Regions from separate parts of the Homo sapiens genome. Here region 2 is linked to region 1. Evidence: chromatin contacts called from ENCODE Hi-C or POLR2A ChIA-PET data. All regions are on one chromosome and are shown on one strand. The core of a region is the stretch at or near the end of the contact, and the rest is flanking DNA. Distances in the headings are between cores, read along the strand shown. Region 1 overlaps SLC38A6 (solute carrier family 38 member 6). Region 2 overlaps MNAT1 (MNAT1 component of CDK activating kinase).

Region 1 (6,326 bases), core at 1,052-3,551:
TCTAAAGTTTCAGACATTCATCTCTTTCAGTAATTTTCTATTATTTCTTTTGGACCTTTAGCTGTAGAAAGCTTCAGTGAATATGAGATCCTATTTCTTTCTAATATAATATCTGTCATTCTTTCCAGAATTTCTATTAGCCCCTGGCTAATCATCTGATCACTTTTATCCTTTGTTGTACCCTCAACTCTTTGGTTTTCAAATGGGAGTACTATTTCATTAGATTCCAGTCTGAAGAATCATGTATATTTTAAGAAATATGAACTCACCAAACGTGTTTCTCTCTCAAAGAAGACCTCACATACAAGATACAAATATAATAAAACATGCAAAACATTGCTTCTTTTCTAGAGAATGTTAGTATATATTTTAAGAGTATACAACCACAGAACTTACTATAGGGGAAAACCCACACGGATTAAGCCAGTAAAACAAAGGCCACCACCATTCTATTCACTATGAAAATTATTTTTTTCTTAATCACAAGTAAACTTTCATGTAAGAACTAGCTAGCACTTTAACACATTATATTATATATAATACAGAAAAGAAACAAAAAGATTACCAAATACACATTAAGTTAGGAAATATATCTTAATTAAATTCATACAAAAGAACAATCAGCTCAATAAAATGAACTGGAAAAGTTTTAAAGATATACTATTGATAGGAATGCTCATATTGCCTTTGTTTTTAACTAAAAGGTTTACTAGATCAAATAGCTGTCTGCCACAGTTTTTGTCTTATGTCTTTTATAAATGGCATAAGAAAGTGTTTAAGCACTTATCTTACAGACCAATCATAAGCAAAAATTTGCAAATGATTTTGGGTGACATGGACACCTAGTATAGATTCCTAAAACAAGACACACCATGTTCTACTCTAAATTAATAGCTGCAACTGGGTCATCCACAAGAGCCATGCATATAGTTAAGTGGCCCCAAACCACCAAAGCCAAAATCAGTGCCAGAAGATATACCTTGATGTCAGGTATTCAGCCATTATAAATCACTTAGTTTTAGCACATTAACTAAATAGGTATTCTTTTCTACTTAATTTTAAACTAATATAACTCATTTAATAGAAACTTCTCTGGGAAAAAATAAAACATCTGTCAACTGAAAACACAGAAGTTGAAAGCACTCTTTAAAAACAACATGGAGAAGCAACAGTAATATTAAAAAGTGACTAAAATGGGGTAAAATCTGATTAGGTAATAGCAAGTTGCAAGGTGTTAATATCTGCTGATCTAATTATAAAGTGAAATAAATGAATTGGGCCCGGGAGGTTGAGAGGAGAGATGTTAGAAACACAGAAACAGGGAAGGGACTCTGGGCAGAGATCCATGAAAACAGCTAACATCTTTGTTTTTTAGATGCCTACTGTATGCTTGGTAGTATTCTACACAAGTTATTTCCTCACTTAATCTTTACACAAACCTGTGAGGTACATATTACTTATTTCACAGAATATAAGGAAGCACAAAGAAGTAACTTGCCCAAGCTAGTGATGGTGCAAACAGCCCGCCTGGGTTGAGAAACTCGTTCTATTAACTAGTATGCCATGAGAAAGTGCAGGAGCAAAGTGAAAAAGTAAACCAACAAAACAAAGACAAATAAGGAAAGTCTACCAGAAGTACCACTCTTCAGAATTATTTTTCTTTTTTAAATCAGTATTTAAACAAACTACTTTTGAATGCTGAGATTAACAGTTGACTTCAAAGGAAATGAATATCACAGAGAACATTAGTCAGAAGCTTTAGTAACACTTAGAATTTTCATTTCATCTTGAGATATATTTTCAATGTATTTCATTTTTCAGTATTGGAGCTCCTTTGGTGATGTGATTAGTTCAAAATTCATGGAGTTTCATGATGAGATTCTATTGCATCTACTGCTATGACTCTACTGTATTTACGGCTGTGATTGTAGTTCTGAAGAGGAAGTTTCCTATTCTCACGTATTTGAAATATTAACACTCCACTGAAATCCAAAAAATAAAAATCAGTCTCTGTGCTTCCAAATACTGTATTCTTATGAGTTATTTTTCGCAGCACTCTGAAAATGCTTCCCAAGTTGTCGTTATTAAGCATACAAACTTAAAAAAAACAAACCAACCCTAATTGGAGTTTGGGCCTAAGACATCATTACAGTTTATGAAGATAAGAATCTTTTTTGTTAAACATGTAAAATATATGTATGAGGACAGAATTACTTACAGCTATTTTTAAAACAGAATTAGGTTTTCAGCACTTGGGGGAAGTTCAGCAATTCTTAAAGGATTACTCAGCCCTAAACAAACGGATGTGCTACGGGGAAAAAATAAGTTTGCCTTTCTGTCTCAGAGAGATTCAATTTTATTTCAAACATGTTTTTAGTCATGGATACTAACTGGTTTATTCTATTCAATGTGTCTCATTAATCTGGTGGTCCCACAAAATATCTAAATGCCACTGAAGTTCTATATGCACTCAAATAGTACAGAACACATGCATAAATGAAAATCAAAATATATGGGGGAAAATGCTCCCCCATGACCCTAGAAAAAAATGTATATCTTTGTCTTATCATTTTCAGGATCTTAAATTTGATTAAAAAATGACCAAAATATCTACTGTTCTGAAAATTTTATAATTTTCAATAGAAATTACTATGAAAAATATTTTCAAAACCTTAAAAAAGATACACTACCAGTAAATGTTGTCAAATGAAGTGCTTGTGAAAAAGACTCTCCAAATTTCCTGTACCTCTCCTATTCTAAGGCAGTGCTTTCTAGAATTTCTAGACAAGTCTCAAGAAAGCTGCAGTTTCACCACAGATAAACTGACCAGCAGATGGCGATGTATCTGCGCGCCCAATCCTAGTTTCCCAAGAGACAATACAAACTAGTATATCTGAAACACTCTTAGTACTTTACTAGCCTACCAAAAAGTAAATAAATAAAATGCATGAATGAATATACAGGAAGAAAGCAAATCCAAGTAGTTTCTAGCATCTAATATTGTGAATTTTTCAAATACTGAGAATTTGAGATTTTTATAATTCTCAATTGAAAATGATCTTATTTATACCTTTCTGAGATTTAGAAATGGGGTTACCCGAGTCCATAGATTACCAAACTGAGGTGTTAATAAAGGCTGCAAGAGTAAGGTGTGTGGATTCTGTGCCAGACTGAAACATCTGGGTCATTCTAGCAATTTCAGGAGGTTTCAGTAAGACTACTAATGTTTATGGTTTTCCTTTCACAAAACGTAGTAATGATTAAATTTTTAATCTCCTTTAAAGAACTGGGGCTTTGAAGAATTAAGGAAAGCATATGCTATTCATAGTAATCCTTCATATTTATAAGAGCAAAATAAGAATATAACATCCCCCTAGGAGCTACTCATCTTTCCACATTTTGAATTGGGCAAGTTGTGAAACCAGAAATAACATCAATTGACTTCACTGTTATCATGTGCTTGTAAGAGTTAATAAGACTTTTTCTGGCTTGACTAAGAAGATGATTGGGATGTAGTGTTTGATTTCTAGTGATAATTCTAGCCTACTGAATGGTTTACTTCAGGAGTTCAAATGAATGTGAAACCAACTACTTACCTTAGTTTTTAAGAAAAGAATCACATAATACAACACTGTTACAGGAACTATGTGAAAACTACCTTATACTTACTTTCTACTACAGTTATTAATCTTTTATCTTTAGTTAGGCTGCCAAATTCAAACTCTCTAAGCCAGAATTGTCCCCTATAACAGCATTAAATGTTAAAACTTCCAGACACATCTTTTCTGACTTTGGGTCCCAGTAGCAGTGGCTCTCAACAAATGCTACTCCAGCACCTGAGGAAATGGGCTGCAGAGGGTTACCTCTGGCTCTAGCCAATGTTGAGCCTGTTATTCATTAGTATTGGGAAGATATCAGGAATTGCTTTTAAGTAGTAATTTACTATATGGTTCCCAAATTTCCAAAGCCAAGGATTTCTATAACCTTAGAATAAGAGTGTTAAATCTAGTGTGTTGCATTTTTTTCCATTATAAAATTTAGAGATTTACAGACAGTAGATTTTTTCAATCAATTTGTCAGACCACACTAGAGCCTTGTGACTAATACTTGGTGCCTGATTAATCTTGGGGGAGAAAAACGATTTTCTGTGAAGTTCTAACAGTAGACGCTTTCCTAAAAACTATATGCTCACTTACATATACTGGGCTTTCTCTTCCTGGTCAATCAACTCTCTTTTTGCTCTTGAAGGAGTACTAAGCCAGGTCACTAGCTTTTCCCCCTCTCCCCTCTTAGTCCTTTCTTTCTTCCTATAATAAATGTTATTTACTAAATGTATACTATGTGCTAAGTACTAGGGATGTAAATAAATGAGCACATTAATTTGATTTATGGAATATGGAAATGTGGGAAATAAACTGGGTCTTTGGCGAAAGACACATGAAACAAATATTGATCAAGGGCAATCCATGGTCATTTTGCTTTTAAAGGCCTTCCATTTCAATTTTTTTCATGGATTCACCACAGGAATTGTATCTCATGAAAACTGAGAAGTATTTAAATGTTACAAAGAATAAGAGAGTTAAGAAACATTAAGATATGATTTTCTTAACCTGAAAATAATAGATATTTTACATATATGTGTGTGTGTGTGTGTGTATATATATATATTATTATTATTATTATTATTATTATTTTTGAGACAGTTGCCCAGGTTGGAGTTCAGTGGCGAGATCTTGGCTTACTGCAACCTCCGTCTACCGGGTTTAAACGATTTTCCTGCCTCAGCCACCTGAGTAGCTGGGACTTACAGGCACACAACCCCAAGCCTGGCTAATTTTTTGTATTTTTAGTAGAGACTGGGTTTCACCATGTTGCCCAGGCTGGTCTCAAACTCCTGAGCTCAGGCAATCCTCCCACTTTGGCCTCCCAAAGTGCTAGGCTTACAGGCGTGGGCCTCCACACCCAGCCTATTTCAATATATTGTTAACCCATTTTACATAAATGAGATCTAACTCTCCCCAGTATTTTGAACTTTTAAATTTTTATATAATTCTAAACTAGAAGTCATTCTATGGTCTTTCAAGTTTCTTTTTTTATCACTTACATAGTATATTCAATTGTCTCTTTGAGGCAAAATCTTAGGCTTTTAAGCAGAACTTTAAAAACTGTCCAATTCATTCAACAAATACTACTTATTGAGCTCTTCTCAGAAACTAGGTAAAGTTAGGAAAACAAATAAAAACACATAGTTCCTGTCCCCAAGAAGTTAGAAAATCTTCAACATTTAATCTTTTCACATTTTTCAAACATTTGCTATATCATAGCAGAAAGAATAAAGGCCAACTGAGCAAGGTTTGAATCCAAGCTTCATTATGGGATAAATGTGAGCAAGCTACTTATCTCCACTGCACACTGATCTCTTCTCTATAAAATGAAGATAATATCTATATTGAAGAGTTGTTATAATTAAAGTATCTAGTAGAGTGCTTGACCTAAATAGAATCTATTACATTATTTTTCAGTTTTAATGTAAACAACCACTGCAAAAGTCAGATAATTTATACTAACAAACATTCTTTTAAAAAAAAGTTATCTGAACTACATTATTTGCAGACAGGCACTTAAGATGTGTAAAAATTCAATCTGATTTACACTTAATATAATCTTTTAAATATCCAATATATTTCCAATTAATAAAGAAAATAATCAAAATCCATTTTAATGAAGTAACATTGGTCATTGTACGATTAACTTATTTATTATAATAAAACTGTATATATATATATATACTTATTTAATATAATGACACAGTATATTAAATATCCTCCCAAATAAGTATGTTGTTTGCAAGCATACATGGACTAGAAGTTCCACAGATTCTGTATATATCAATCAAGAAACTACTTTTTAAGGCTAGGGTTCCTAGACTTTAACCTAAGAGGAGGTTCTAAAGGGTAGTCCTAAGAACTGAAGTTCCCTTTTGCTTAGTGACAAAAAATAGCATCCATGAATGCTTTTAGGGCAATAGTTATTGATTTGTTAAAGATACCTAAGAAAGGGCCAAATCATCTTTTGAACCAAGTATAACCCTCGCATTGAACTTTCCTGTAATAAAATACGTTAATACGTTAAAATAATTAATATGCCTCCCAATGTGCCAAATTTGAATTCAAATTTTGGGGTAAGAAGGGACCTTAAACTCCCTGCTTCCCACTCTACCGTCCAACAATTTAACAAAGAGGGAACTGAAGCCAAGACAGTGAGAGTGAGGGATTTCCACAAGACACATGGCTACCCAATGGCAGAGACTGGAGTAGACAGAATTC
Region 2 (5,558 bases), core at 1,169-3,668, 270 kb after region 1:
ATATGCTGATACTCAAAATCTACCACTAACTGAAAAAAAAAGGTAAAGGTATAGTATGATTCCATTTCTGCAAATTTCAAATAATATGACCATATCATTTCATTAATGCATAAGTTTATATTGTCCACTTGGAATAGATATATTTAATTGTACCAAAACTGTTTGCAACTTTAATCTTTCACATTTCAGTTTCTCTCACTTCATATTCTCCCTACCCAAGCTGGCTTGAATTTTCTACTACTTAAATAAATTCTAATCAGAAGACCTACTTCCATATTATACTATGCTCTCTGGGCAGAACAGAACTTTAAATAAGTAAAAACTGTTCTTATAATTTAAAAAAATTTCTTTTAAATAATAGAATGATTATAAATATTTGACCTAAGGCTAGATATGATTTTATTAACAAATCATCCACTAGAGAAATATTATGCATAAAGCAGTTTTACTTATAAGTCTAATTTCTTTAACTTAGGCCTAACTAACACTTACAAAGCAAAGATTAAGTACAGTATACCTGCAATAAATAGTATGGCATGTAGAAAGTTACTTTTTAAACAACAACAGGAAAAGTCTCCTTTTGAGAAGGTTATTGGTATACCTTCTATTCAAAGCATCAACAATTTCCAACATTCATCAAACTGGCCAACTAAAGAATGCATCTCATGTTAATGATGGCTACTCATCAACTCCATGCTGTTGAGAATATGGAGCCAAAATGTTACCAGATCTAGCAGTTTTTCAACAAAACTGAGAGATCCAAATTTTTACATGATGTCTCCTCATTTTTACATGTTGGCAACTAATTCATTTTTTGTTTTGTTTTAATTTAAATGCTGTGCAAGCCAACACTCCAGGGCCAAACAAAATTAATTTCACCCTCAGGTTTCAAGTTTCAATCTCTAGGAAAGGTGCTGGAAGCTGAGGAGAGAGAGAAGAAAGAAAAGTAAAATAGGCAGAGACCAGACCAGAAAAATCTTTACATGATAAGCTAAGGAATTTGGATTTTTAGCATATATTACAGTAGCATTTTTCAGGCTTATATTTCTTTAATAACAGAACTCTTTCTTCATACTAAATGTTACCCAGAAACCTAATATGTAAACAGATAAATGGAGACTGCTCTAGTTTAAGGGATGACAATGAGCAGCTGCCTCAAACAATCTCTCAGAGTTTCAGTTTGAAATCTCTCAGGCAACACAGTTTGAAAATACTGAACTACAGGATGATGTGGGGTCTGTGTGTCAGGGATTACATAAAGCCAGAGGAAAACGTGGTGCGTCTTCCTAAAACATCAATTTTATGCAAAGGTTAGGGGTATGAGATAAAAAATTAGGAAGGCATATACTTTTTGTTTTAATACTAACAGAAAATATTAAAAAATTAAAATCTTACATGCATTTTTAAGGTCAACCAAAACTTCAAAGGGGCTTTCAAAGCGACACTTCTAGTTGCACCTCCAGACAAACTAGGGGTACAAATTTGTTTTCCTCCATTGTTAATGTTACTTTTTAAAATGTGAGAAGCATTGGTGGAAGACACAAGAAACCACCAAAGAAGTTTAAGCAGGAAGTATCATGGTTAAAAGGGGAAGACTATTTTTTGTTTTGTTTTCTGAATTTGGGGGTTTTTTTTTGGAGGGTTGGGAGGAGTGGGCGGTAGTAAGCAGTATCCATGTTAATTAAGCTTGAAGCAGTCCTCGGCCAGGAGACAGTTGAAATAGTCCAAGTGGACCAGGCAACGTGGCTCACACCTGTAATCCCAGCACTTTGGGAGGCTGAGGTGGGAGGATCACTTGAGCCCAGGAGTTCGAGACCAACCTGGGCAACACAGTAAGACTCTGTCTCTACAAAAAGATAAATTAGCCAGGTGTAGTGGCACACACTTGTAGTTCCTGCTACTGAGGAGGCTGACATGAGAGGATTGCTTGAGCCCTGAAGTCAAGGCTGCAAGAAGCCATGATCTTGCCACTGCACTCTCACCTGGGCAACAAAGCAAAACCCTACCTCAAAAAGAAAAAAAAAAAAAAGTCCAAGTAGAGATAAGGAAGACATAGACTACAAGGGGAATAGGATAAAATCTGTAATTTGGAAGTTATTAAGGAGACAGTTATGGGCACAACTTCGTAGGGCTTAGAAATAAGCCTAGTACATATAGTATGACCTCAGATTTCTTATTTGAATATCTGGTATATTTGTTGGTCCCACTGCCCTCTACCATCTAAATTATGCTCCTTAGATGGTTCCAACAACACTCATCATAACAATTATTGTAGTGTATTGTAACATTTTGTTTGTCTATCTTCCATACTTAGCAATGAGACCTCAGGGCAAAAATTACCTCTGATTCAACTTTGCATCATCAACTCCTTGTACACAGGAAGTCATAAAATAAAAATTACAAAATAAGTAAAGCATCAGAATCAATACACTGCCAAGAGCAGAAAAAAACCTAAAAGCACGGAAATGCATGAACAGTTTTCTCCTATTTCCTATTCTACATATGTTCTAGTTAAGGACAGAAAGGGAATCTCTGTGACTCATCAGTATTTCTCAGACAAATGCCACAGGGGTAAAAATTTGGAAAGTATTAACTGAAACTAAATTATAGTTTGTCTCCTATATTCTGATGTAAACTAGGAGTAACATGAATGATATTCTAGGAAATCTTGCCCTAAAGCCCTAAGCTCATAGCTGCTGTTTGGTTCAAATGCTTAGGAACAGTCTATTAAAAATATCTTTGAAACAAAATATAACTTTATCAAACAAGACATTTCAGTGTCTCAATTGATGACCAGAAAATGTCAAACATTCTAGCCTGTGTGTGGGTGTGTGTGGACAATAAAAAAAAATGCACTAAAATACTGCAAAATCTGGAACTGCATTTAGATAAAATTTTCATAGTGGCTTGATACAGTCTATATATTAATATAACTTGGAATTATCACCAAAAACTGAGGAAAGAGGTAAATAAGAGTAAGAAACTGTCAGATCAGTATGTATTTCCATCTCAAACACCAATCCCTCCAGATTCCACAAAATAAATTACTCCATACACCGTTAGTTTTAAACAGGAAATTTTTAGCTTCTTAGTACTCTGTGTTATGTTTCTGAACAACTTCTGCAGTACCAGAAAGTTGCATATGATTTCTTCAAACTAACAAGTCAAATAGCCTGTTCTCTCTCAGTGAAATGTGAGAGCCAGTCACTTGGGAACTCACAGCTGATGACATCTTAAAATCAAGTTCTAGTCCAGGTCAAATACACTAATGGTTTAACCAAGCCAAAAACTAAATTCAAGAGAAACTGTAGGCTACTACTTAAACTGGAAGTGAATATCCTGTTGTCATTTACCTCCAAATACAAGACAGCATGATTGATTTTGCCCAAAAAAACGCAAGGGCATTTATACATTTTAAAAAGAAACTATATGGCATCAAAATAGACATGGCTCTATTTTGTAAAACACATTTCTGTATTAATAATTAAATCCCCAAAAGACCACAGCTTTAGGCCACAGGTATATAGCCAGAAAGAGCACATGAATGACACCTTTGTGAGTCAAATGGTATCTTCCCAGTAACACTAAAACTTTATACTTGCTTTATTTTCATTTTAATTGATTTCCAGTTGGCAGAAGTTCCTACCACTTACATCAAGATTTTTCCATCCTCCAGCTTAACTGTTAAATGGTAAGCAATCCATAAGACACTGTGAAGTATAAAAATATACTATTTTTTAAAATTCTTCCATGATCACTCTTGAATATTCAGCCTCCTTAGTAATGGGAAAAGCACTTCTTAGCTCATACTCTATAAAAGTTCAGAATTTCATGTACAATAACGCATGTTCCAAGAGTAACAAAACATTATCTGACAGTAACTTTTCCAGACAAGTGTAGCATACTCCAAAATGCAGAAGTTCTATTCTAAACTTTTTTCAATATAACTCTGTCTTTAATGCATATGTTCAACAAATGTGTATGGTTGTGTACTATCACTGAAACTTTCCTTAATGACATAGACAGCTCGTTATGAACAGAGGTTCCCACATTGTGCTATATGTAAGTTAACAAAACTCAATCTTTCTTATCCCATAGTCCATTAAATAGGCTATCAAATAATCTAAGCATCATAATGAAAGAAATAAAAAGTCTACATTTCCCAAAAAAAGACAAGTATTTACGTTTCAGAAGCATTACACAATGGCATCACATCATGTGCATACTTACACAAATTCACTTATATATGTTCAGCAAAAAGAGACAGAGATACATTTTTAGAAAGCGGTCCCATTTCCCCAGCCTCTCCTCTCAGTGACTATCTCTATACCCCAGAGTAATCATAAAATGAGAGATGTCACTCTGCTGTTCCCTCTGTTGCACTCAGTTTCAATGCCTCTCCTAGGACAAGCATCTTATTGGACTATATATGACAGTGTTTAAAGGTAAGTCTTTTCAGTATAATGCCAAAACAAGAGCCAATTACTTCATCTGCTGTTCAGGTGAGGAATACTGATTTATTACTATGCTGGAAGGAAAACTGGCTGCGCTAGGTTTAATGAAAAATTATTTACCCATATGGACAATTTCTGATCCTTAATATTAAGGGTAATCTTCACTATATTTTCTGCTTTACATGACTTTAGAATACAAATTCCAGGCTGTGTGCAGTGACTAGCCTACAATCCCAACACTTTGGGAGGACGAGGCAGGAGGATGGCTTGAGCCTAAGAGTTCAAGACCAGTATGGACAACAAAGCCTGACCCTGTCTCTACAAAAAATAAAAAATTAGGCCAGGCACAGTGGCTCACGCCTGTAATACCAGCACTTTGGGAGGCCAGGGCGGGTGGATCATGAGGTCAGGAGATCAAGAACATCCTGGCCAACATGGTGAAACCCCGTCTCCACTAAAAATACAAAAAGTAGCCAGGTGTGGTGGCACGTGCCTGCAGTCCCAGCTATTCTGGAGGCTGAGGCAGAAGAATCACTTGAACCTGGGAGGCAGAGGTTGCAGTGAGCTGAGATCACTTCACTGCATTCCAGCCTGGGCAACTAAAAAAAAAAAAATTAGGTAGGCATGGTGGCACACACCTATAGTCCTAGCTACTTGGGAGGTTGAGGCAGAAGGGTTCCTGAGCCCAGAGGTTTGAAGTTACAGTGAGCCGTGATCATGCCACTGCACTCTAGCCCAGGCAACAGAGTGAGATTTTGTCTCTGGAAAAAAAAAATACGTATATACAAATTCCACATAAGATTCAACTCCACTGTATTTCTTACTTACAGAAACAAATCTATTAACAAGGTGAAAGTATTTTTATAAAGAATTAGTTTCTCAAATTGCTACTTCATGCGTTATAGAATGTAATCCAGACCTTAGTCAATGACAGGAAGCTTACAGGATTCTCACTAAAAACACTAAATTATTATCACATCTTACATGATATTAAAATGTTTACCTTTACAATACTACTAGATTCCCCCTTGATTACTTCTGAATAAAAGTAGTTCATATGCCTCTGAACAAAAGCCACTTCTCTAATGACAATGGCTTGTTGAA

The links. A loop is a pair of places that touch in the nucleus more often than their neighbours do. ChIA-PET counts read pairs that join two places held with the same protein, here RNA polymerase II (POLR2A). Pooled maps may share reads with other maps.
Region 2: a map of PC-3 shows a loop between it and region 1 (6-fold over the local background). The contact joins two enhancer-like sites. A Hi-C loop is called at or near these places in 1 of 168 maps with a recorded cell type or tissue (PC-3), 3 of 37 single-sample maps with no recorded cell type and 8 of 50 pooled maps. POLR2A ChIA-PET finds 5 or more read pairs at or near these places in 1 of 52 experiments (OCI-LY7).

Annotation. Positions count from the first base shown.
Region 1 is chr14:61,021,931-61,028,256 of GRCh38, reverse strand. The region is part of intron 5 of SLC38A6 (solute carrier family 38 member 6); the gene reads right to left. Among named protein-coding and RNA genes, the nearest start is that of SLC38A6, 44 kb to the right of the region's middle. Within about 2 kb of position 2,301, at least 3 of the 41 ENCODE cell types and tissues checked have a DNase peak (open chromatin) inside an H3K27ac peak, as active enhancers do; they include PC-3, where a contact is called at or near this core.
Region 2 is chr14:60,754,676-60,760,233 of GRCh38, reverse strand. All of the region lies in intron 1 of MNAT1 (MNAT1 component of CDK activating kinase), which reads right to left. Among named protein-coding and RNA genes, the nearest start is that of MNAT1, 23 kb to the right of the region's middle. Within about 2 kb of position 2,418, at least 5 of the 41 ENCODE cell types and tissues checked have a DNase peak (open chromatin) inside an H3K27ac peak, as active enhancers do; they include PC-3, where a contact is called at or near this core.